Regions from separate parts of the Homo sapiens genome. Here all the other regions are linked to region 4. A link is a loop called in an ENCODE intact Hi-C map of the cell type or tissue named here. Cell type or tissue: heart right ventricle. All regions are shown on one strand.

Evidence for each region. Hi-C counts contacts between places; a loop is a spot of excess contacts. Peaks named below come from ENCODE experiments on the same cell type or tissue, not always from the same donor. Only the 100,000 strongest peaks of a DNase experiment are listed, where the experiment ranks them.
Region 1: it touches region 4 in a loop (2.8-fold over the local background); 24 of 110 quality-filtered maps call a loop at or near these places.
Region 2: a loop joins it to region 4, with 4 times the contacts of the local background. A loop is called at or near these places in 59 of 110 quality-filtered maps.
Region 3: it touches region 4 in a loop (3-fold over the local background); 58 of 110 quality-filtered maps call a loop at or near these places.
Region 5: a loop joins it to region 4, with 11 times the contacts of the local background. A loop is called at or near these places in 72 of 110 quality-filtered maps.

The regions. Positions count from the first base shown.
Region 1 is chr5:95,717,687-95,722,686 of GRCh38, reverse strand. It overlaps a transcript of SPATA9 not described here and a transcript of RHOBTB3 not described here. Among named protein-coding and RNA genes, the nearest start is that of RHOBTB3, 11 kb to the left of the region's middle. In heart right ventricle, no CTCF peak of the experiment used is centred here; a DNase peak (open chromatin) is centred at 2,478; H3K27ac peaks cover 596 bases.
Region 2 is chr5:95,769,829-95,774,828 of GRCh38, reverse strand. The region is part of intron 8 of RHOBTB3 (Rho related BTB domain containing 3); the gene reads right to left. It also overlaps the pseudogene HSPD1P11. Among named protein-coding and RNA genes, the nearest start is that of RHOBTB3, 41 kb to the right of the region's middle. In heart right ventricle, no CTCF peak of the experiment used is centred here; no DNase peak of the experiment used is centred here; H3K27ac peaks cover 2,148 bases.
Region 3 is chr5:95,778,715-95,783,714 of GRCh38, reverse strand. It overlaps RHOBTB3 (Rho related BTB domain containing 3), which reads right to left. Exons shown (of 12, transcript NM_014899.4): 9 at 3,290-3,463. Among named protein-coding and RNA genes, the nearest start is that of GLRX, 42 kb to the left of the region's middle. RefSeq lists an enhancer at 2,421-2,470. In heart right ventricle, no CTCF peak of the experiment used is centred here; a DNase peak (open chromatin) is centred at 2,504; H3K27ac peaks cover 3,235 bases.
Region 4 is chr5:95,662,240-95,667,239 of GRCh38, reverse strand. SPATA9 (spermatogenesis associated 9) reads left to right here. Exons shown (of 5, transcript NM_031952.4): 4 at 3,192-3,287. Among named protein-coding and RNA genes, the nearest start is that of RFESD, 18 kb to the right of the region's middle. In heart right ventricle, a CTCF peak has its summit at 2,918; no DNase peak of the experiment used is centred here; H3K4me3 peaks cover 489 bases; H3K27ac peaks cover 460 bases.
Region 5 is chr5:95,845,007-95,850,006 of GRCh38, reverse strand. All of the region lies in intron 1 of LOC124901029 (a long non-coding RNA gene), which reads left to right. LOC102724720 (a long non-coding RNA gene) reads right to left here. Exons shown (of 3, transcript NR_157807.1): 3 at 150-1,166. Among named protein-coding and RNA genes, the nearest start is that of LINC01554, 4.7 kb to the left of the region's middle. RefSeq lists an enhancer at 2,894-2,943. In heart right ventricle, CTCF peaks have their summits at 2,625 and 2,825 (motif pointing right); a DNase peak (open chromatin) is centred at 2,846.

The DNA of each region.
Region 1 (5,000 bases), 55 kb before region 4:
GAAACCCTGCCTCTACTAAAAATACAAAAATTAGCCGGGCATGGTGGCGGGAGCCTGTAGTCCCAGCTACTTGGGAGGCTGAGGCAGGAGAATTGCTTGAACCCAGGAGGCGGAGGTTGCGTGAGCCGAGGTCACGCCACTGAACTGCAGCCCAGGTGACAGAGCGAGACTCCATCTCAAAAAAAAAACCTCTTTTACATTATAAAATACCACCCCCAGGGATGTATATAAATAAATACAAGTATTATTATCAAGCACCATTGATTGTGTATTATGCAGTTATGCATAATTTTTTGGAAGTTTTCCATTTGTAATCATACAGAAATACAGTATGTTAGAGTTAAGTGGTATAATACTTTGCTGGTATATCTTCTTTCCAACAAACTCTAATATATTAAAAAATAGATTTTGTTCAGTATTGCTATAATTTGGCTCATGTTTTAACTGTACTAAAAGCCTTCCCCATCTCCTGCACTCCCTTTGCTTGCTGTGTTGTTTACATGCATCTCTGCTATGGCCATCCATTGGGTACTATCCCAGCTGGCACGTTTTACAAATATGCTTAGAAATGTTCTCCTTTTTTATTCAGAAGCTATCACAGATCATTTCCCCTGACCTCATCTGCCCTCACACAATACATTTGGTCCTCATTTTTCTCAACTTGTTTATAACTTTTCACTTCTCACTCTATAATCCTGTCTACAGTTAAAAATGATTTTACAGTTAATAGTAATCAAAATTTTCTTAGAGATTTTTCCTTTTTTGAGAAAAGCCCTGCTAATGCCATTATATATTAGGTTGGCAGTTCTACCCCTCATGAATAGTCCTTTTGGCATTCTAATAGATCACCTAGCTGAAACATTTAACAATTTTGGCTTATCTTACAGACATTTTTTCACTTTCTGTTTTTTTCCTGCTGATTACTCTCTCCTGAGATTCCCTTGGACACATTCTTACTTATTCTGATCTTCATGTTCCTTTTTTTTTTTTTTTAATGCTCTCAGTAGAATCAGATATTCCTCTTTAGAGCTCCTTAAATATTTAAAATATTAAGCTGGGACCTCAGTAATATCTCTGATTGATATTCTCTCCTCTTTTACCTTCAAATTAAAACATATGCATTTGTGTAATCATTACCATCTTTCCAGCTATACTACTAGTTTCTTTCCCCTGGCTATATTTAGCCAGATCCAAACCCCCTGCCCAGTCAGTAACTGTCACAACTCCGACAAGGCCCATTCTGTTTCTGCTAATGAAGGAGTGTTTTCAATGTTCATCTTCAGCATGTTCTTGTGTTACCAGCTCCCTCCAGTTCTAGGACCTGGGTAGGACAAGGACACTCTCCATCTACATTAAAAGACACTTAGACCTTTCTCAGTGATGTGATAAGTACGGACAGCCAAGCAAAGATCCTTCTGGACTAATTTCAGTGGCAAGCAGAGCTTTTCAAACTTCTCCACTAAGTTAGAGATACCTGAAAAAAGCCTCCACTATTCCCATCCCTAAAATCTCATTCAGGCTGCAACGTAAATAGTGCAGTGCAAGCCCAGATTTCTTCAAAATCTTGCCAAGGTTTTTTGCCTTTAAGTCATAGTGTATCCTTATTGATTTAATATAAAAATAAGGATTAATTACCACCGGGTAAAATTAAGGGATGTGTCATGTTTAGACTGTGACTTTTCTTTTATATACTTTGGTTTACCACCATAGAAACTGACAAATCATAAGAAGAACCCATTAAATTCTAAAGAGCCAGAAAATCCTTTTCTTCGGTAAAATATGGCAACAAATGACATTTTGTTGAACAAGTTAGTGCACAGTTCTTTTTGTAGGTGAACAGAAACAAAAGAATAATCAGTCGTTACTAGAATGCTTGTCATATTGGCAAAAATCTGTTTTTACTGATTATTATGTCTAACTCTTCAGAATCATGGGAAAAGTCTACGAGTCTATCTATGAACAAAAAGAATGAGACACTCAGAAATGTGAAGCCCTGGTATAACATAAGAAGCAGTGACGTATAATGTAATACAAACAAAACAGACCAAAAAAAAAAAGCAGAGTTTACTTTGCTTCATTTTGTTTCAGCACAAGCATTGTAGTACTCATTAGCTTTAGCCTTGAAATGGAACAGTCTGTTACTAGGCCACCACCCACAAACAGGCACAAATTGTACACTATTAGTAACTCTCCATGCTAGACTCTAGAATTAGGAGACATTTTCAACCAGTGCATTTTATTAACTCACTATGATCTAATATAAATTCCTCAGTCCTTTTGCATTAACTATGATTACAACAACGTTTTGCTAATGATCCCCATCATAATCTCAAATATTTTTATTGCAGGAAGTGAATTGATCTAAATAGAGTCACTATTCTAAACAACTGAGCTAGAAATGTCATGGGGAGAGGCCAGCTGGGCTGCTCAGGCTGGCCTCAGGATGACATTGCCTCTTAAGTCACATTATCCAAGGCTCATTCTTCAGTTTTGCAAGTCCAGAAACTTTATTTTGTCAAGGTGCCCAGGGTTGATCACACTCAGGGGACTAGGTTTGTCTCAATCCAATGCACAAGAGGCCAATGTGTAAACTAGAATACTAATTTGCTCATTTGTAATGAGACTCTCGACTATTAAAGGGGTAGAAACTTATAATAGGTAGCAAACACTGTCTTCCCTTATAGGAAAGTCTACATGGGAAGCCCATTATTATCTTTTCAGTTCAACAGACATTTTTTAAGCACCTGGAGTACAGGTCATTTTGATCCCAAGGATGTTTTGTGTCTATAAACACTTTTATTAGAACTATACCAACACCGAGTTATCACAGAGAGATATCATTTCCAGAGCAAACTGCATTAAGCCAATTTATGCCTTGACCAATTTTCTAAAATTTTCTCTTCTGATTGGCAGGTTCAGCCATTTAGGAAAGATTGGTGACCTATCTGCATGATGGCATTAACTACAAGGATCATCGAAGAGCCACAGTCACAAAGCCAGTCTCTGAATATGGTTCAAAGAAATCTTATAACTCTCTGAACAGGTATGCAAATAATTGCATGTAATGTATATATGTTTTTTACTATTAGATTCTCATATCAAGTAGTGATGTAAAAACTTGGAATCTCCAGAGCTAGACCAATACTGCTCACTACCCAGTATCAGGGTATTACTAAAATGAATTCTTGAAAATTTTAGAGCCAGTTTAACCTAACTTGCCCCATTCCCTGATATCCTTATTACAGGCCCAGCTGTAACTTATCTTGGCCATCTAGGTTTACCCATCTAGGTTTACCCATGCTTTGCTTCCTGCGGAATCTTTCTAGTTCACCTTCTGGAATTCCAATCTGGGTAGAGAGGGAGAGTCAGTTAATTACTCTTTCATCCTCCTGAAGCACTTCTGTTCTTCTGAGATTCAAGGAAGACATTTACTATACTCCCGTCTGTCTCTCTCCAGTTGCTGTCATTTAGCAACCTCCCAGTCAACCACCTAACCTCATTCCGGAACCTCAACACACACATTGTTCATTAAATGCTCAGTATCTAGCCTCTGTCTTTCTCTCGACCCCAGATATGTCCATGTTCTCTATGATCTCAATGTCTTCATGAACTCCTCAACATCTCAGCCCCTTTTTCCATGATGACCTTCACCTCCCCTCCACTTTATACCTCCTTACCATGGGCAAATCCTAGATAATATCACTGCCTACAACAGCTCCACATCTAAAACAACACATTCAGTTATCCAACAACTTGGACAAGCAGCCTTCTACCCTGTTTCCATCATCCAGTTGTTCCCTGCTTGTGCTCTCCTGGGACCTCCTAACTCTTGATCCTCCTGCTTTCTCCCTCTCTGCTAGACCTCTTCTGTCTTCGTTTTCTTCCCTATCCAACTGAGATTTCATGCTGCATCTCTTGTCTGTTCTCATAGCCCCATTCTATTGCTTTTCAGTCTAAAACCCCAACCCTGGATCAACCTTAGTGTGTGATTTTTCGATTCCCATATCTGGGTTGTAAAATATTGCTGTAGAAAATCTCAAAATAGTGCATATTGATGGCACTATAAATTCATGGCCTCCAACTTCAATTGAGCATTTGGTATTGCCTGGCTCTCCAAAGTGGTTCCAGTCTTCTCACTTACCCCTGTCTCTAACTTGGATATCTCTTCCCTCAGTCTCATGTTTTCTGTCAGAGAAAACGGAGGCATCAGCTGGGGAACTTCCCTCAGCTTCCCACAATTAGCTAACAAATTTGCATGTAGCCACATCCGTTCTTTACTTTTTCCTCCAGTCAAAATTCAATAAGAATGCCTTATCTGATTTCAGGCTGATCCCTCTGATAGTGCCTTGTGTAGACCTTTTAACTTGCAGGGACTGTACTGCATCTACTTCCCCTTTCTTCTCCCCTGTCTTCAACTCTTATCTCTCTACTGCTCTTGCTGTTAGCATTTAAACATATGCAAGTCTCTAGCTATTATTCTTTCTTCCCCATACGGCTAGAAGCAACTTTTTTTAAAAGAAAAAAAAAGAGGGAAAGTATCTTTTAGTTCAGGTTTATTTAACTTTTTCACTTGTTAAGACTTGTATAATGGTCCATAACATACTTTCTAGTGTTTAAAGCTAACTGGTTTTAAATGCTACAAAATTGCTCACCTGGAAAATTATTTACCACTTACCATTCAAATATTTTATAAGTTCTTAGTTGCTCAGCATTGTTTTCTTCTTTAAACTTTTAAATTACAAAATATACAAAAGGCATAAAACATAAATGTATAGTTTAATGAATAACTATAAACCAAATACCTGCTTAACTGTCATTTAGATCAAGGAAATAACCCCATCCTATATGTCCCTTCTAAATCAATCTTCTCACCCTTCTAGAGACAACCACCATCCTGAATTTTATTATAATGATTCCTCACCTTTTCTTTTAACCCTTTGTTTGTCCCTCCAGGCCCGTTCTTCCTCTTCTCCATCCTGCTCCATCCACTGGGAAGCTAG
Region 2 (5,000 bases), 110 kb before region 4:
AGTCTGAACTTCTTGATTCTAGACTAGAACATTAAAAACATACAGTTGTATCAAATTTGCAAGAAAAATTAAGATATAAGCATACTTAATGCTGACAAGGATTTGTTTGTATGAAAACAAGCACTTTCATACACTGCCAATGGGAATGTAAATTAGTACAATGTTTCTGGACATATACAATTTCATAGCATTTATGATGTCTTACAGATGTTCCTATTCTTTGACAAGGAATCTATTCCAAGGACATAATGCTAATTTCAGAGTGAGATATTTACATTAAATCTTCAATGCAGCTGTTATTTCTAATAATGAAAATAAAGGAGATACCTAAATTTACACCTACAGTAAGAAAATAGGATATAGCCATATAATGACATTAAAAATGTTAACAAGGGGATTCTAATCCAGTGTAAAGTGCTTAAGACATAAGTTTAAAAATAAAAGACACACAATTGAGTAGACAGTATCTATTTTCCCAACCCCTTTTTCTAAGCAGAGGAAAACTGACTTGAGGGAAATTATGCCAAAATCAAACTGTGATTGTTATTAGGGCATAGGATTATGGGTGATTTTTATTTTTTATTTTTTGCATCTTTATATATTATCTGACTGTCCTACAATGAGCACTTACAACATTTTTCTAATCATCATGCCCATTTCATTTTCTAAAAAAAATGTTCATAATATGGAATATATCTTTCCTGACCTTTTTAATTCACTTATGAACAAAACAGACATTTTCTATAAGTGTGATCATTCTGTGCACACTTGGTTAAAACAATTGTATATGACTTTCATAATCAGAAAAAATTAAAGTTTCTTCATGAAATTCAACTATTTGCTATTCAAGGAGATGAAGTAGATTGGTGATTTGCTGAGTCATCTGCTTATTTCCTCACTCAGAATGCCTCTGGTTTTTCTACTTCTCCCTATACATTTTGGAAGAATTCCAAAGGTACATCAGAGAAATGGCCCTGGTAAGCTGAGCCTGCTTCCAGAGTGACCACAGTGAGGCAAATTCAAACACGCTCCATTTCATTCAGTGGGCTGGTGGTCACATATTTTAGCCATGAAAGGAACAAGAATTCACTCAACTTCTAACTCAAAATTTCTTCTTAGTTTTCTCACTGCTACCCTGCAAGTAGTGCAAGAAGAATCAAAGAGGGATGGCTATTAGTTACATAACTCTTAACACTAAAAAGAACCTCTTGTTATCTGTGTGGTTCGTCACCCTCTTCACTTCACAAATGAGACTTGAAGACAAGAAATGTCAGGTGACTTGCCCACAGACACACTGGTCAAGACGCAAAGCCAAGGCTGGAACTGGGGCCCATCCTGAGGAAATGACACTGCTGCTGCTGCCTACAGCTCCCCTCCCCAACTCTCAGGAGCTGGTGTGCCTTGCCTATAGCTGGCCTTAGAGAAGCTGCTCCCAGATCCTGCCTCCACCATTCCTGCTGTTCCTTGCTTCTGACTCCTAAGAAGACTTGGTTTTAGAGCTAGGGAAGCAATGAAGAGCACCACAGCAGTTGCTGCACATCATCAGCACAGACATCCAGCCAGCCCTTCCTGACCCCAGCCCTGCATAAAGGGTGAAAGGGGAGCAGGTGCCTACAGTAGGTAGAATCATGGAAGAAAAGCACGCCATTAGGAGGAGCAAGGATTCACCACATCACTGCTTATCTCTCTTTTTTAATATGACATATATTTTCATGTGCTACATATTCCCTTCGAAAATCTTTTCAGTGAGTTATGCTAACATAATGTTTGATACCAATGCCTCCTATGCAAATTATAAGCAAATTTGGTAGCTATTTTATAACACAGCAAAAGAGAAAAGGTGGGGATGGGAGACAACCCCTAATTCATTAATGTATGATGGGGCCAGGCATTCATATTCAATTTACTTGAAAAAGATTGCTCTCAAACTATGCTGCAAAATGAACATCGCTGGCAAAGAGATGGACCCTCTTTCATTTCACAAGTTTATTACAAGGCAAAGTCTTCTTCAAGCACATTTATGCTTCAGTGGTGGATTCCCAAGTTTAGGATGATTAATCTTACTACCAATAGCCATTTATTAAAGGCAAGTCACAGTTCTAGGGACTGTAGGAGACACAGCAATGTAACAACATAGATCCTTTATTAGTGGAAATTTTAAGTTTCCTCCTGCGACCAGGAATTATGCCTTCCTTCTCACAGTTAAACTTCTAAAGCACACACACAAAGAATGAGATTAGTCATTTAGAGAATAACCCAAAATTCCAGAGTCTTAGGGGATGACTGAGGGGTTTGGGAACATCCGAAACTCCAATCAAGAGGACCTAGGTTAAAAAAAAAGAGCAGACAAAGGTCTAAAACATACTCATGACCTAGGAAGTAAATACCTAATCGAGTATGCTGTACCTAATTTGTATCAAATACTGTGCAAATGTTAAGAGACTGGTCAGCCCTGGCCATGGAACCAGTAGCTAGAACATCCAGGAAGATCAGAGATGCTTGGTCTGGTTAATACAACACTATGTTATAGGACGGAAGACATCTACCAGAACTCACCAGGCCCTGGATCAAACACCACTAGACACTACTCTCATATGTTCACCATATAACCTTCAGATTACCAATTCTTTTTCTGGTTATGAAAAGCAGTGCCCTAGGTTGTTATAATGGTCACTGGAATGGTTTGCCCCCACCTTATCTCCATCTTGCAGAGTCTGCTCAGTGTGAGTCCAATCAACCCTAAATCACAGGTGACCCCAGTGCCAGGAAGTCATCTGGAAGACAGCATTCAGCCATCTCCAGCGGCATCATTCTCCTTCTTTCAGAATGCAGAAACTGATTCGATCTCCATAAACTAGACTTTTTTTTTAAAAGCTAATTTTAGAAAGGTGGAAATATTTTTTAATTTACCAATCATATTTCTTCTTAACAATGGATGTAGTCTTTTCTGTTGAAATGAGAAGCTTCTTAGATGATTGTACAAAATTATCTATTCCTGTGTTTCTCTGGTATGGATAGAGCGTACCAAACACTTTTAGTAAATGTCTTCATCAACAGACAGTTTTCTCCTAGAAGCTAATGAGAGAATTCTGTAATCACCAGGAGCTTTATCCCTGACTAGGCGTGTCCTACCTATAATGAGTAATTTATGAAAGTTGTCTTTAGATAGACACTTTGGATCTTTATTTAGGCAACAAATAAATCAAGGTGTGATCATATAAGGGGCTTAGAGCCAGTTATAGGTCTCTCTAAAATGACGAAAGCATGATATAAAGTCTGTGTCCTCTTGTTAGCTTTTTTCCCAGTTGTTTTTCTGTATCTCAAGGTCACTCTTGCTGCCCTACTTTCAGCGTCCCAGGCTCACACTGCACACAGGGCTGGCCGTGGCTTGTCGGAAGGTACATTGGAAAGTTTCCATTTCCCTGTCTTGGCAGATGACCAAAGTTAAAAGTAATGTGCATCTTTCTGAGGAAATATTTTTAAAAGTAAATGACTATTGTTCGCTGCTACACAATTCTACTATTAAATTAGATTATATCTTCCTTTTAGTAATTGCCCATCTAAAGTTCTACTCAGATTTTCACTGGAAAACAGCTCCTTCGATCTTTCTTGCCTAACTGAAGGTATCTGACAATTCATTCTTTTTTAACTTTAAACAAATCTGTATTACATAAAGGTTGTCACATAATTGGGTATTCCTCTACTTTGTACACAATTATTCTTACTCTCCACAGAAAAGCTGCTTCTTAACTTCTCATCTGCTGTTAGCAAGCACTAAAATCCTGACTTTAACAGCATAGTAGTAAAAATGCCTCAGTGATTTAAGCTTAAAGCAGTACATGGGTACGTGGCTCTTTCACCCAGTATCAGGAATGTAAAAATGTTTTTTTTTTTCAAAAATACAAAATAAATTATTTGTAGGCATGGACAATGACAGCAGTAAACTGCTATTTATTGTCAGCTGAAATCAGTAACTGATGGTTGTAGTGATTTTTTAAAAACATCACCCAGCATTTTCTTCAGTCATTTTCTTCAAATGACTTCTCTGTAGTTACTGGTGAGAAATACTGCCTTGAGCTTCCTATCACCGTTCATTAATAAATGTCAAGCCCTATTCTAGGAATCAGAAATGCCACCTCCCATCCCACCTACCGCACCCATTCCAGGGTCCTTCTCTTCTTTAGGAATTTCTGTGACTTCTGCTGTAATTAATGGAGAAGCCACCCAAGCAGCATCTAATAAAGCAGTTCTCACATCCTTCGTTGGGCCAATGATTCCTCTTCCACCATATTCACAAAACCCCCAACCATAGCTCATAACCAACTTCTGAGGAACGCTGCACAATTGTTGTAACTACCAAAGATCCTTCAACACCTGCATTCTTAGCAGTGGTCACTGCCAGAATGTTGAATATTCTTTTAATAATTTCTATACCAATTTTTTATTTTTATTAGTTGGAGTTAATGAGTCCAAGGCTGGAATGAACTGAAGCAAGGCACAACCCCATCCCAGAATGATGTCTTCTTCAGTAGCAGCTCTTATAGCATTAAGGGCATCTGTAACTCTGTCTTTCTTTTCATTAGTTTTGACATCACTTGTTACACCAACCTTCAGCACAGCTACTCCATTTTAAAGTTTTGCCATTCATTCACTTTTCCCTTTTCATATTCACTAGCTGTGATATCTAACTGCTCAATGATTTCTTGAATACAATTTTCAATTCAAGACTTGTCACCATTTCCTTTAAAGAGCATAGCATCACCTTTGGTCCCAATGACCTCTCCAACTTTTCCTGTGTTATGAGGCCTACCCCCTTCTCCAAACACTGCACCACCAACAGCAAGAGCCATATCTTTAAGCTGGTTCTTTCTATTGTCAACAAACCTGGAGCTTTTACTGCTATAACCTGAGGACCAGCTTTTAGCCTATTCAAAAGGAAGGTTCATAGAGCTTCTCCATCAACATCTTCAGCAATGACAACCAAAGGTGTATACTGAGCA
Region 3 (5,000 bases), 120 kb before region 4:
AACAATTAAAAAAACATGCTGACCGTAGCATCCACCATAGAATAGAATGGTTAGGAAAAGCCTCGAGGGAGTCAGCATTCTGCACTTTTATTCCATTTTATCTTTTTTTTCTTTCCTTTCTTCTTCTTCTTTTTTTTTTTTTTTTTTTTTTTTGTAGAGACAGGTCTCACTATGTTGCCCAGGCTGGTCTTGAACTCCTGAGCTCAAATGATCCTCCTACTTTGGCCTCCCAAAGTGCTGGGATAACAGATGTGAGCCATCACACCCGGCCTATTATTCCATTTTAAAAAGAAGGGCCGGCGCAGTGGCTCACACCTGTAATCCCAGCACTTGGGGAGGCCGAGGTGGGCGGATCACGAGGTCAAGAAATCAAGTCCATCCTGGCGGACATGGTGAAACCTCATCTCTACTAAAAATAAAAAAAAATTAGCCAGGTGTGGTGGCGGGCGCCTGTAGTCCCAGCTACTGGGGAGGCTGAGGCAGGAAAATCACTAAAACCTGGGAGGCGAAGGTTGCAGTGAGCGGAGATCATGCCACTGCACTGCAGCCTGGGCAATAGAGCAATACTCCATCTCAAAAAAATAAAAATAAAAATAAAATAAAATAAAAATAAATAAATAAAATAAAAAAGTAAAAATAAAAAGAATCCAAGCCTTCATACTCAGAAGTGAATCTATTTTTTTTTAATTCTTCAGAAAAGGTGATTCTATAATTGCCCTTAAAAATTAATTCCAGGACTATCTGGTAAATCTTTCCGTTAGCTAAACTAGATCCTTGCCATTTTTTTTTCTTGACATTAGTCTTCAGGTTGGTTGGTTGGTTTGTTGTTTTGTTTTTATTATGATAAAATAAACATAACATGAAATTTACCATTTTAACCTTTTTTTTTTTTTTTTTTTTTTTTTGAGATGGAGTCTCACTCTGTCGTCCAGGCTGGAATGCAGTGGTGCGATCTTGGCTCACTGCAAGCTCCTCCTCCTGGGTTCACGCCATTCTCCTGCCTCAGCCTCCTGAGGAGCTGGGAGCACAGGCGCCCACCACCACGCCCGGCTAATTTTTTTTGTATTTTTTGTAAAGACGGGGTTTCACCGTGTTAGCCAGGATGGTCTCGATCTCCTGACCTTGTGATCCACCTGCCTCGGCCTTCCAAAGTGCTGGGATTACAGGCATGAGCCGCCACATCCGGCCCATTTTAACCACTTTTAAGTATATGATTCATTGGCATGAAGTACATTCACACTGCTGTGCAGTCATCACCACCACCATCTCCAGAACATGTTTCTTCTTCCCAAACTGAAACTCTGTACCCAATAAACACTAACTCCCTGTTTCCCCCTTTCCCCAGCCCCTGGCAACCACCCAATTTGGCTGGGGGTTTTTTCAATACTTCCCTAGAAATCTGGTTTTTCATGTAATTCTCGTTCTTATCCCTCCTTACATTCTTACATTCTTTTGTAGCTATGGAACCAAGAACACTGTGTATGGTGAATATTTAACATAATAACATTACCTGTCTTCTGTGATCTTCCCAATGCACAGATTCCAGTATCTGGCTTAACTTTTTGATTATTCATTTTGACTCATTTTTCCCTAACACACTTTTGCCAATTTTTAAAAATCCTATCATTATTACTGCTTTCCTCTGTAATATTTTCTAATTAGCAAGGTAAAACTTAATATTAGCAGCTTCAATTACTTGAGTGAGAGGATGACTGAAAATCAAATTTTCCTATTACTCCAAATCTGGTCAATTTGTAAATTTAATATACAGATTTGCCAACAATGAAATAATAAACAATAAGCTTTATTTCCAAAAAGAACAAATGCTTTCATTTTTATTAGGCAAAAATACTAAGTCTTTTTTTGAGACGGAGTCTCACTCGGTCACCCAAGCTTGAGTGTGGTGGCGCCATCTTGGCTCACTGCAACCTCTGCCTCACAGGTTCAAGCGATTCTCCTGCCTCTGCCTCCCGTGTAGCTGGGATTACAGGCACACGTCACCATGCCCAGCTAATTTTTGTATTTTTAGTAGAGACGGGGTTTCACCATGTTGGTCAGGCTGTTTTTGAACTGACTTCAGGTGATCTGCTCACCTCAGCCTTCCAAAGTGCTCAGATTACAGGCATGAGCTACGGCACCTGGCCGTAAGTCAGTCTTTAACACTGACAGAAACAACTGCAACTGGCTCCAAAATACTCTACAGAAAGCTGCAAGCCCAGAATTAATTTAATCAACACAAATACATTTGCTTCTTTTTGAACTTCTAAAATCTTTCACTAGAGGGCTCATGACTTGTTTAAAACTTATTTCAATACCCAGTGTAAGAAACCTTTCCATTCTAAAAATTAAAGCAGTGAATCTGAAGAGAGGTCTGGCTTGAAATGTGTGTTTGCTTTTTATGTTTATTAGGGTGCCTGACCAGGTTCTCTAATCAAGGTCTCAGGCTCCTGAACTGAGCTCCACGGGGCCGAATCTAGTTGTGCTTGTGGTGGGAGCCATCTGGTGGCCAAAGGCTGAAGACTACTCACAGAGGGCTTCCCTGCCAGCATCCCAAGCAAGGCTCCAGGCCTGTAGAAAAAATTTTGCTATTTCTTCAAGTGCCTCCAGCTAGAAGAACCCTGCTGGATCTGTTCCAACCTAGAGCTGTCACAGATGTTTGGTTCCTGGTCAAAGATAGTCCTTGGTCAGTGAATTTGGAAATGAATCCTACAGTCCACTGGGTATTCTAAACATCTCAAGAAAAGTTTTCAGAGAAGTCAGTTTGAGGAGTTTCTGACTTTAGCAGAAGTCAGAAGGAGGCCTTTACAAATCCCACATCCTCTGGGCAGAAGGAAGACCAAAAAAGTCTCAGAATATTGAAAGTCCTTAAAAGTGCCCCAATCAGAAGTCACAGACATCAAAGCAGTTGCGCAACCCTCCTCTTCTTGTGGAAGAGACAGCGCTCCAAGTAACAATCTGCCCCGATCTCTAGAATTACGGTAGCCATGGGTACCACAAGACACCTCCATTTCTAGTTGCCTACAGTGATCCCCATGCTGTAGGTGCTGGCTGGGACATGTGAACTTGTGCCGGCGTCGGAGACCCATAAAAGGCACCCAATCACTGCACTTCCACTTGAACTGAATGAAAATTCATTGTTGTTCCAGCACCACCTCTAATTGCTTAGTACATTCCGTGATGTCAACTAATAAATCTTAAATGAAAATAGATTCCACAGAGTGCAATTTAACAAAATGGGTGGCAAGGAAAGAAAGAATTCTGAGATACTATCAACATTTGTATTGCTAACCTGGGCAGCAGGAGTCTGTGTACAGGTATTCTAAAAATGACAAGAAAGTCTCTTTGGAAACACCATAAACGGGAATCAGGACACTCTTTGCTTCCATGTAATTACCATTAAACATGGCTGCCATCACTTCACAACGGGCCACCAGGATGGCCCTGTGGGCTGGCACTGTCGTACCTGAAAGGTTCAAAAGGGAAACAAGAAACAAGTGAGATAAACCTGCAGGGTTATTCCAGCAATTTTCCTTCTAATTAGACTACCACATTAGGGACAGCTAGGCTGATATGCAGAATCTGAATTTGGGAGTGATAACTACCATTAATCCAGAAACTTCTTAATTTTAAAGGGAGCAATAAAGAAAGTTCAGATGTTGACCTTGAAACCAACAATTTGCAAGTCAAGACAACAATTTGTTACTTAGTTTGTATTTCCAGAAATAGAAACACTGAAATGAAGTATTTTGCTTCATATTTTTATAATGAAACATCAATCCTTTCCAATTGGCTTGAAATATTAATAATACTACCCGTGCCCATGTGCCTCCCAAGAAAACAACCCCATTACCCTTCTGGGCCTGACTCACAGAACCATCTTGGCCATGCTTCCCCTTATCTGAAACAGGAAACTGTAAGAAGTAAACCATAAGCTGTCCGTACACCACAGTAGGAATAGCAAGAGGATCTCTTGTGGAGCCAAGGAGAGCATTTCAGACTTAATGAAAATCTGGAAGAGGATGACCTTAATCCCTGCAGTCTCCCCAGCACACTACTTCCTCAGGCAACCATTCTGTCTCACCTGAACAATGCCTGCTGCTGGGAGAGCCAGTGCTACGTTGAATTTTGAGGGCTCTCTCAGCCCATACTGCTCACTGAACTCACCGAACTGAATTAACTCTCTAGGAAAAGCTTGCTAGGCTCTCTAGCTACTGCTGCACCACACAAAGGCAGCGCTGGATAGGGCCGTGAGTGGCCAGGGCTCTCTACTTCCACCACCTTAGAAAACCACGAATACACACTGCCAGCCTTCAGTTCAGCCTGGATCACTTCAACAGATTATTACCGAGAATCAGCATGTGCCAATCATTGCATTTGGAATTGAAGACACAAAGAGGAGGAAGACAAAGCTACCTCTGCTTTGGAGCAGTTTTTACTTTCGTAGAAGACACCACAGCCAGTGTGAGTGACAAAGCTGTCGCATTCCAGGAAGTAACTCTCCAACCAAACCAAGCCACTCAGCCCTGCCCAAGAGTTTACCCACACATCTCTAAAATCTCATACTCATCAGGGATATATAGTCTTCTCTAAAGCATTTACAATTATTGGGTTCTTCATCCCTTTTAAATCCAAGCACAACATCTCCTGTCTCAGGAAAGAAGAAAAGAGTTACATCTAAGCCCAGTGGCTTTTTCCAAAGCCAATAATCACTCAGGATCTATAGGCAACACCTGGCACTGCCAGCTCTGAGCCTACTGCTCGGCACTGCCATTTGCACAGCCACACCTACCTGAGGAGCAGGGAAGTAACTTGGGAAGCCCTCCCACCCAGTCAACACTCACCTCCTGGCAGGCACACTCCCCTCCTCGCCTCACTGGGACAGTGTCCCTCCACCGGGAAGGACCAGTTTCCATAATTAAAGCAAGCTGGCTGTATTTGTATACAGCAGTTAATAAAGAATACAAACAGGTCATGCCATTTGACTTGTAATTGTAAGGTTT
Region 4 (5,000 bases):
CAGTGGGCATTTTTGTTCTGCATTCAGTAGTGGCAGCACTAAGCGAACACTGAGCATACTAGAACAGGATGTACACATATTTTAATAATTTCATTTACAAAATACCATATGTACTTTCAACCTAACATAGAAAATATAGAAAACAAGAAAGAATTTAATTTCTCTGAACCTGTGTTCTTATTTCATAGGTTTGTTAGAGGATAAAATGAGAGAATGCAAGGAAAGCCAGTAGAATAGAACCTAGCATGTAATGAGTGTTCTACAAATGTTAACTATACAAAGCCACATAACTAAATCATAACAGCAATTAAACTTTTGGTGCATTTCTGTCCAAACTTCTTTCTATGCAATGTTAATTGTGTTTAATCATAAAAACATGGGATGTAGAATTTTTAAGCTTTATACTGAAGTATACAGAATAGTGCACAAATTAAGTGTATAGCTCCATAAATTTTCATAGATTGAACACATCTTGGTAAGCAGCACTCAAGAAATCTCATGATGCTGCTGCCTTACAGTCACTAATTCTCACCCTTGCTAGGATAATTGTTTCCTTTTCTTCCAACAGCATAGTTTGGCTTGTTTTTGTATGTTATATAAATGGAATCAATCATACTTGTTATGCTTACTATTTTGAACCTTGATCTTTCTCTATTATTATTACTATTATTAATATTCCCTCTCTAATAAGGGACTATTAATGTCCCTTAATACTACCCATGCACAGACATTTTACTAAAAATTTTACAAGCATTTTCTTATTTTTACAGCAAATCTATGAGATAAACATTAGCTATTATTCTCAATTTGGAGATGAGGGAAACAAAGCTTAGAGGAAAGAATTAATTTGTCCAAGATTTCATTACTCAAGAACTCTGGGGCTAGAAATTAACTACATCTATTTACTCCAGAGTCCATCCCTGTAATGCAGTCCTTTACCACTCTTCATGAGCAGTAGTGTATCCCAAGGCAGCGTAGCTTAATGATCAGGTTAACAACTTGGGCCCTGGAGTACTATTTCCAGTTTAAACCTCACTTTGCTACTTATCAGCTATATTACCAGGGGCAAGTTGCCTACTTTTCTTTTTTCTGCTTTCCAGTTGTGGAATGAGGATAATAATAATACCAACTTCATAGGATTGTTTTAAGAATTAAATGTGAATACTTATAAAGTACATTGAACAGGACCTGGTAGACAGTGCCATGTAAGTGTTCGTTCAACAAAAAGTTATCACGTGTTCTTCAGAAGTACCTTTTATTTATTTATTTTGAGATGGAGTTTTGCTCTTGTTGCCCAGGCTGGAGTGCAATGGCATGATTTCAGCTCACTGCAACCTCTGCCTCCCAGATTCAAGCGATTGTCCTGCCTCAGCCTCCCAAGTAGCTGGGATTACAGGCATGCGCCACCAGGCCTGGCTAATTTTTGTATTTTTAGTAGAGATGGGGTTTCACCATGTTGATCAGGCTGGTCTCCTGACCTCAGGTGATCCACCTGCCTTGGTCTCCCAAAGGGCTGGGATTACAGGTGTGAGCCACTGTGTCCGGCCCAGAAATACCTTTTAAAAGGCTGCATACTATTCACAATAGCCTGGATATAGAATCAACCTACGTGTCCAACCACAGGTGAATGGATAAAGAAAATGTGGTTTATATACACAATTGAATACTATTTAACCATTAAAAAGAATTCTGTCATTTGTGATGGCAAGGATGAATCTGGAGATCACATTAAATGAAATAAGCCAGGCACAGAAAGACAAGTACCACATGATCTCACCCACACGTGAAATTTTAACAACTACAACAACAAAAAGTTGGTACATAGAAGCAGAGAGGAGAACAGTGGTTACCAGAGACTAGGTAGGGAAAGGGGAAAAGGGAAGGATGGTGAGAGGTTGTTAAATGGGTACAAAATTACAATTAGATAGGCAGAATAAATTCTGGTGTTCTACTGCGCAGTAGGGTGACTACGGTTAACAGTAAAATATTATGTATTACAAAATAGCTAGAAGAGAGGATCTTTTAATGTTCTCACCACAAAGAAATGATAAATGCACAATGTGATACAGATGCTAACTACCCTGATTGGATCATTATATAACATAGACTTCTATGGGAACATCAAATTGTACTCCTTAAATATGTACCATTACAATGTGTCAATTAAAAATACATAAAAGGTTTGAAAAAATAAAAAGATTGCATAATATACCACTGAGTGGATATAACATAATTTTCCTAACTATTCTGGAATCATTGTTTTAGTTTTTTCAATGTTATAACTCTTTAATCAACGATCATTGTTTTAGTTTTTTCAATGTTATAACTCTTTAATGAACGTTGTCTAATGAACATTATGTGCATGTTTTTACCATGCATTTATATGATTTTATCAGCTACAGCCTGTACCTTTTGGAAGTTCATCGAAGCCATTAAGTTGCTTGGCTCTTACTTCAGAGGAGCCTGGCTAACTGTCACTTCACTGCTGAATGGAAAGGGAATGTATTTCCTAAAGTCCTCATTTCATACCCTGCTCAAGGCAACAAAGGTGGCCCATGAGACAGTATAACTAAGTATGTTAAGCTGATATGTTTCAGGCCGGTACACCTACTGCCAGAAACTAGAAACACAGGAGAGGCAACTTCATTATTGGTGTTAAACTTCTCTGTGTTTCATAAGAGCCTGTTGCATATGAGCACAGAACATTTTCTGAAGCTTAATGATCATCTAAGGTTAATGCTCGCCTTCAGCAGTCTCATGATTAACATTTCCAAGCAGGTCATTAATCTCTAGGAAAAGCTTATTATTTTGATTGCTGTTTACTTAATTGAGGTTGTGAATAATTAGTAAAGAATGATTACATGAATTTTAACAAAGGAAAGACTGTTTTTCTAATATGCACAGCAGCACCTCCTAGTGTGCACAGTTGGTAATTGGCAAAAATTAGTCATTTAGATCGCAGAAATGCAAGATTTTTATAGATTTGTCACAGGTTTTGATTAGCACAAGAAACTGTCTTCTTGTTAAAAAAGGAAAAATAATTTTCACAATGTGAAAAAGCCCAGATAGCTCTAAAGTAGATGACTTTCTTTAGAAAAAAATAAATTCTCATTTTACAGTAACATTGTACAATATGACATTGAAACACTGAAAATGTTTGTTTATTAAGAAAATCTTTTCTGTTTTTGCAGGTCAGAAAGGGTTCTTTGTTTGAAATCATCTCCTTTCCAGCAAAGACTGCTTTAACTAGCATAATATATGCTTCATATGCAGCACTAATTTATTTGGTAAGTTAAGAAAATTATTAGAATCTAGAAATAAATCTACTTATTTTGTGTAATGTTAATAATACTGTGCAATAGTATACTGTACAATATTTAATGTTACCATTCACAGTCTCGTTACACAAAACAATTTTATATTAAAAATTTCCTTTTCTGATGAGCCAGGTCAATCCACCAAAACCCAGTTTGCTTAAATAACTAAAATTTTATTTTCATAAAGTTTATTACCACTTGAATATTTTTGGTCAAGAATTTTTAGTTTTACTGTTATTTAGCTACAGTTGTTTTTTTCAGCCATTGTACCATGGTTGGCTAAAGTTCAGTATTCTAACATTTGGGGTTTCTCACTTTGGGGAACGCAGGTATTAGTGTATTTTGGATTACAAGTGCTGTGCATGAGAAAAATATAAAAGATTTTTTAATTATAAGGGTTTTATTTTCTATTAATAGCCACTTAAAAAAACTGTAACACACAAAAAGGAAAGTGTACAGCTTAATGAATTATCACAAAATCTATTAAGCTCTATACTACCCAGGTCAAGAAACAAAACATTACCATAATTCCAGAAGCCTCTTTCTTGCCCCTCACAATCACTACCCTTTCCTATACAGGATATCACTATTTTGACTTGTAATACTACTGATAGTTTGACTGCTTGAATTCTATATAAATAAAGTCATATAGTATGTATTCTTTTGTGTTTGTCTTTTGCCCAACACTGTTTTAAGATCATTCACTGCCTGTAGCAGTAGTTTGTTCATTTTCACTGCTGTGTAGTATTCAACTGATTGACTGTATCAACATTTATTTATCCATTCTACTGCTGATGGACATTTGGATTATTTCATTTTGGCTACTATGAATAAGGTTGCTATAAATATTCCTGTACATATCTTTTGGTGAAACTGCTAGGCCATAAGGTATGCATGTGCTGATACCTAGTAGATATTGCCAAAGAGTTTTCTAAAATGGTTTTTTAACAATTAACACAAATCTCAGTTTTAAGTCCAAGTTGCTCCACATCATTACTGACAGTATTGTCAATCTTTTCCATTTTAGCCATTTTTGTGGGCATGTAGTATAATCACATTGTGGTTTTAATTTGCATCACATTGTGGTTTTAATTTGCATCTCCTTGGCTATTAATGAGATTGAGTACCTCTGCATATATTAGTTGGACATTTGGATATCCTCTTTGTTAATTTCTGTTAAAATCTCTTCTTGCTTTTCTATTGAGAGATGTCTTTCTTAAAACAATTTTTGATTTTTACTTTAAAAAACATATTCTAGGAGCCTGTCCTTTTTTGATTATATATGGACAAATTTCTTCTCTTACTCCGTGACTTGCCTTTTCATTCTTTTAATAATGTCTTTTAAGGAAGAAATTCTTAGCCAGGCATGGTGGTGTGTGCCTATAATCCCTGCTACTCAGGAGGCTGACGGGGGAGGCTGAAGCAGGAGGATACCTTGAGCCCAGGAGTTTGAGACCAGCTTGGGCAAAATAGTGAGATCCAGTCTTAAAATAAATAAAAGCATATCATAATTTTAATGTCATCCAATTTATTAATCTTTTCCTTTATCTTACGTGCTTTCTGTGTCAAAGAGAATCTTGACTTACACCTAAGGTCATGAAAATATTCTCCTGTTGTATTCTAGAAGCTTTGTTAGTTTACCTTTCACGTTTAGATTTATAATCCATCTGGAACTAATATGAG
Region 5 (5,000 bases), 180 kb before region 4:
AAAAACTATTTATTAACTTCAAAGACTTTGACTCTGAAGTTAGACCTGAATATGCCAGCCTTTTTCCCACTGGAGAAGCTCAAAATCTTCCCAACCATTCCCCTAGATGCCAGATGAAGTATTCCTGAACACATATCATTACTTAAAACTTGGGTTAGAAACATTCTGTTATTGAGATTTATATATTGTCATTTATGTATGCTCTTATAGAGATATAATTAAAATATTACAGAGACACATTGTTCTAATACACACAAGATACTGGTGAGTTACTAGATCATAAGGGCTATCACATATTATGCTTACCATGTGCTAAGCACTGTTTTAAGTGAGTTTTACACATACTAATTTACTTGGGCCTATCAACAAATATAACAAAGACCAGAGCTAATAAACAAAAAAAAGGATGGGCAGATGGATGGATGGATGAATGGATGGATGGGTAGGTAAGTAGCGGGTAATAATAGACTAGATCGATAGATAAAAATTAAAAGTTGAGGTCAGGAGCACTGGCTCATGCCTGTAATCCCAGCACTTTGGGAGGCCGAGGCCGGTGGATCACTTGAGGTGAGGAGTTCAAGACCAGCCTGGCCAACATGGTGAAACCCCATCTCCACTAGAAATGCAGAAATTAGCTGGGCATGGTGGCACATGCCTGTAGTCCCAGCTACCCAGGAGGCTGAGGCAAGAGAATCGCTTGAACCCGGGAGGCAGAGGTTGCAGTGAGCCAAAATGAAGCTACTGCACTCTAGCCTGAATGACAGAGCGAGACTCCAACTCAAAATAAAATAAAAGCTGAGTCTATTGACTTGCTAGCCACAGGAATACAGGATAGGGAGAAATTTACTGAATTAAGTAGTAGCTCACTGAGAGGGAAAATTCAGAGTTGTTAAAGGGCTTGCCAGGGTAGGTTCATGTGGTTATTGCTAATTAAGTGTTGAAATCCAGTACTTTGCAAAGAACGGAATGAATCTAAGGTTGTAAATAGAGTTGGTTAAAAGAAGCCCCATTGCTCGCTGTTGGGAAAAAGTCTTCAGTTAGGACCAGTAAGAGCCTAGCGTCCCACAGTCATTCCAAGTTCACAGTTCTTTATTCAGCTTCTGCTGGTTTGGAGCCAACCTTGAGACACACAATAGTCAGTTATGATCCATCCTTGAGAAATGCTCCTGTAAGGAGAAAATGTTCTTTTACATTCCTCACAACAACTTTTTAAGGGGGTGCAATTATTATCATCCTCATTTTCCAGAGCTGGAGACTAAGGCACTGAAATACTATGTGATTTGCCCAAGGTCAAGCTAGAATTCAATCCTGGGAAGTCAGAGCTCACACTCTTAACCCCTCTTCTCAGCCAGCAAGCACAGATTCAAAACCAATTGTTGATATGTATGTTGCCTATTTAAAATAATTCATTATTAAAATTATACTTATAAAGTTGTTTTTAATTTCAACTAAATTAAATGAACAAAGAGTACTGTGTATGATTAGTATTATGGCTACACACCAGTTTTAACTTGAGATCCGACTTTAACCTTTGCAAACTGCTGTGAAATGTTGGATATTTTATGAAAAAAATAGGAATATTTGCCTCTTTTTTTTTTACATCTGTTGTCGTAGGAACCAAGTCTGTCTCTACAATCATACACATTATACCAAAGCCATCCTGAAGGAGTGAGTCTTTTAACAGTCCCCCTGTTAAAGACTTTCTCATTCTCATTACCCCCACTCACCCTAGTCTTACCTTCTACATCACTTTAAAACTTTTCTAATTAGAAATTAGAGGAATATTTTCTAATCGAAAATGAACTGCACTTCTTTGCCCATCTGTCTCTCTCCTTGTATCTGCAAACCATTTAAAGGTCATCACCTTGAGCTCTTTCAAGGGTAAATCATCTCCCAGAGTTTGAGAGGCACAGAGATGTACTGCAAAATCCATGACCATCATCTTCTTACCTTTTGGAAAGATTTAGTTTTGAGAAATAGAGGATATCGGATCAATTTGATAATTAAGAAAGTCGACTGAGCTGTGTAATGCAGTTTTTTGTTCCAAACAAGTAGGACCCAAAGTAATGTAATATGATTTTCATGTCACCAGTATAAACTAATACAAAGGCAATTTTAAAAGAGAAGTCCCCAAATTGTCTTGATCAGTGGTGGTTATATTGGCATAAAAGTACTGCCTCTGAAGATGACTCCTTTAGTGGTGATAATTTTTTGGATATGTTTTATTAGGTTTGTGGAAAAGCTCAGTATGACCACAGCATAAGCTATACCTCATATGTACCTCAAATTCGAACATATAGACAACTGCATGGCTTCCCTTGTTGACCATTCTAAGGGTTTGAAGGTAATACAGGTGGCAGAATAAGATTTTATTAGAAGAAAGAGTTCCATGGCTAAGAAAATGTTCAGCACAGGGCTAGTGTATCCTTGAGACTTTTCACAACACAAAGATTCTAAGATTCAATATTCCAAAAGATCTGTGGCAAACTGAATAATTTTCAGAAGTGAGTTTCCACTGAATTAGCCACATTCTTTCTCCTAATTCCTCTTGTAAATGATAGCAATCATTTACAGGCTAATATTAAGCATCTTATCACTGAGAACTCTATAATAAGTCTTCATTATGATGACACTGATATATTTGGAATAATTAGTAAAAGACTAAAAATTATGTCCAGTATAGTTTTTGCTTTAAAGCATATTTTAAATGGGATTGTTTTTGGAGAAAGGGAATCTCTGAAAGCGATTTAACTTAATATTTACCCATTTACACTTCACTGGGAAGATCATTGGTTCATCACATGCACTGTTCTTCACTGCCACTAGGTGGTGCTCCAGCCATAATGTCTCTTCCTGAGCCTCCAGAATCTGTTCACTACATACTGCCCTAGGGTAGGTCCCACTGAACATGGCTGGTCTTGCAAAAATCACATCCAGTGTGAGGTATGTTTCTAAGCTCCCTAAAGTTTACACATAACCCCAGACTGAGGATGACAGTAAAAAAGCCCGCTATTCAGGAAAGCAGAACTCGACCCACAGTGGAAAGAAAACAACTAAGGCAGGTGGGGTAGTAGAGACAAGCCCAGGCTTTTCCCCCTGATGGTGTCTTTAGTAGTAACCTAACCATCTACTGCAGTGGCTGGCCCAGTGACGCTGAAAGGTGAGGCTATGCAAACATCTTCCATGGCCTTCCAACTACCACAGCTTGGCCAACACGAGCACCAGGAAAAAAAGATCTGGGAGACGGACCAATTATGGGGACCTTAGGTCTGTGCCGCCCATCTGTGCCTGGTACCCATGCTTCATATCTATCCAGATTTTATTTGCTTTGGGCTAGCAGCTCACCATATGCCAGCACAGGCGACTTGCCCCAGGAGGGCAGACCTTTCCCTGGACTGTGAACAAAATTTATCTCCCCATTTCCTGAGTTCTTTCAGTTACATTCTGTACCTTACTAGTCAGTTTTGAGTCAGTTTCCAAAAGAAATGCATAGAGGTACAAGCTTCAAAGAAAGACAATCTCCATACGTGGTTCAGTGTACAAACACGGGCAGTGTGTGTGCATAGTCACAAACGCTAAGTGGCACAGAAAAAGAAGCAATCTGCATGAGTCAGGGTATTAAAAAGGCTTCACAGAAGATGTGGCACTTAAAAACAGGACTGCAATGTTGGGAGATGGAAAAGATCTTGGAGAACATCTGGTCTGAGGCTCTGAAATAGTTCATCTGAGTCTTTTTTTTGAGATGGAGTCTCTCTCTGTTGCCCAGGCTGGAGTGAAGTGGTGCAATCTCGGCTCACTGCAACCTCTACCTCCCGAGTTCAAGAGATTCTCCTGCCTCAGCCTCCTGAGTAGCTGGGACTACAGGTGCCCGCCACCACACCTGGCTAATTTTTGTATTTTTAGTAGAGACTAGGTTTTGCCAAGTTGGCCAGGCTGGTCTCGAACTCCTGACCTCAGGTCAGCCGCCCTCCATGGCCTCCCAAAGTGCCGGGATTACAGGCATGAACCACCAGGCCTGGCTGTTCATCTGAGTCTTAAAGGCTCATGAAGGTACCTCAAGAGCCATCCTTGAGGCCAACCAAGGAGGCTTCCAGGTCCCACCCACATTTTAATAGCAACAGTTTTATCTGTTTATTTATGGGGGTTCAGTGTAAGTTCTGTTTGAACAAAGAATTCTACTCCTTTTTTTAAAGTTGGAACCATTGATCTAGTCCAAGCTGCTCATTTTACAGATAAGATCACTGAAGCACATTGAGAACTTTCCCAATCTCACACATGGCTTGAATTGAAAAGGTAGGGAACATTTTGGATATGTAGAAGAAGGGTGATATGGTTTGGCTTTCTGTCCCCATCCAAATCTCATCTTGAATTATAATCCCTAAGTGTTGAGGGAGGAACCAGTGGGAGGTGATTGGATCATGGGCGTGGTTTCCCCCATGCTGTTCTTGTGATAGTGAGAGAGTTCTTATGAGATCTGATGGTTTAAAAATGTAGCACGTCCCCTTCCCTTGCTGTCTCTCTCTCTCCTCCCACCATGTAAGACACGCCTTGCTTCCCCCTTTGCCTTTCACCATGATTGTAAGTTTCCTGCAGCCTCTCCAGCCATGCTCAACTGTGAATCAATTAAACCTCTTTTTTTTTAATAAATTACCCAGTCTCAGGTATTCTTTATAGCAGTGTGAAAATGGACTAATACAAAGGGAGACCAGGGTGTCTGCAGGGAACAAGAAAGAACCACATCTCCATCTGACCCACAGGTTAGAAAAGCATGTTTGTCAAACTATATGAACCTAAAGGCAGTTTATATTTGCTGACCAAGTTCTATTCAGAGATATATATCCTCTTGCCAGAGACACAGACATGCAAACCATATTTACTACTTACTAAACCCCAAACCCATACTCATCAAACTTGAAAGGTAATAGAATACTAATTTCCATTGTCCAGATGACTCTTCTCCATCTTTTAACAAAGTTATTTCCTACTGTTTCTCAGAATGG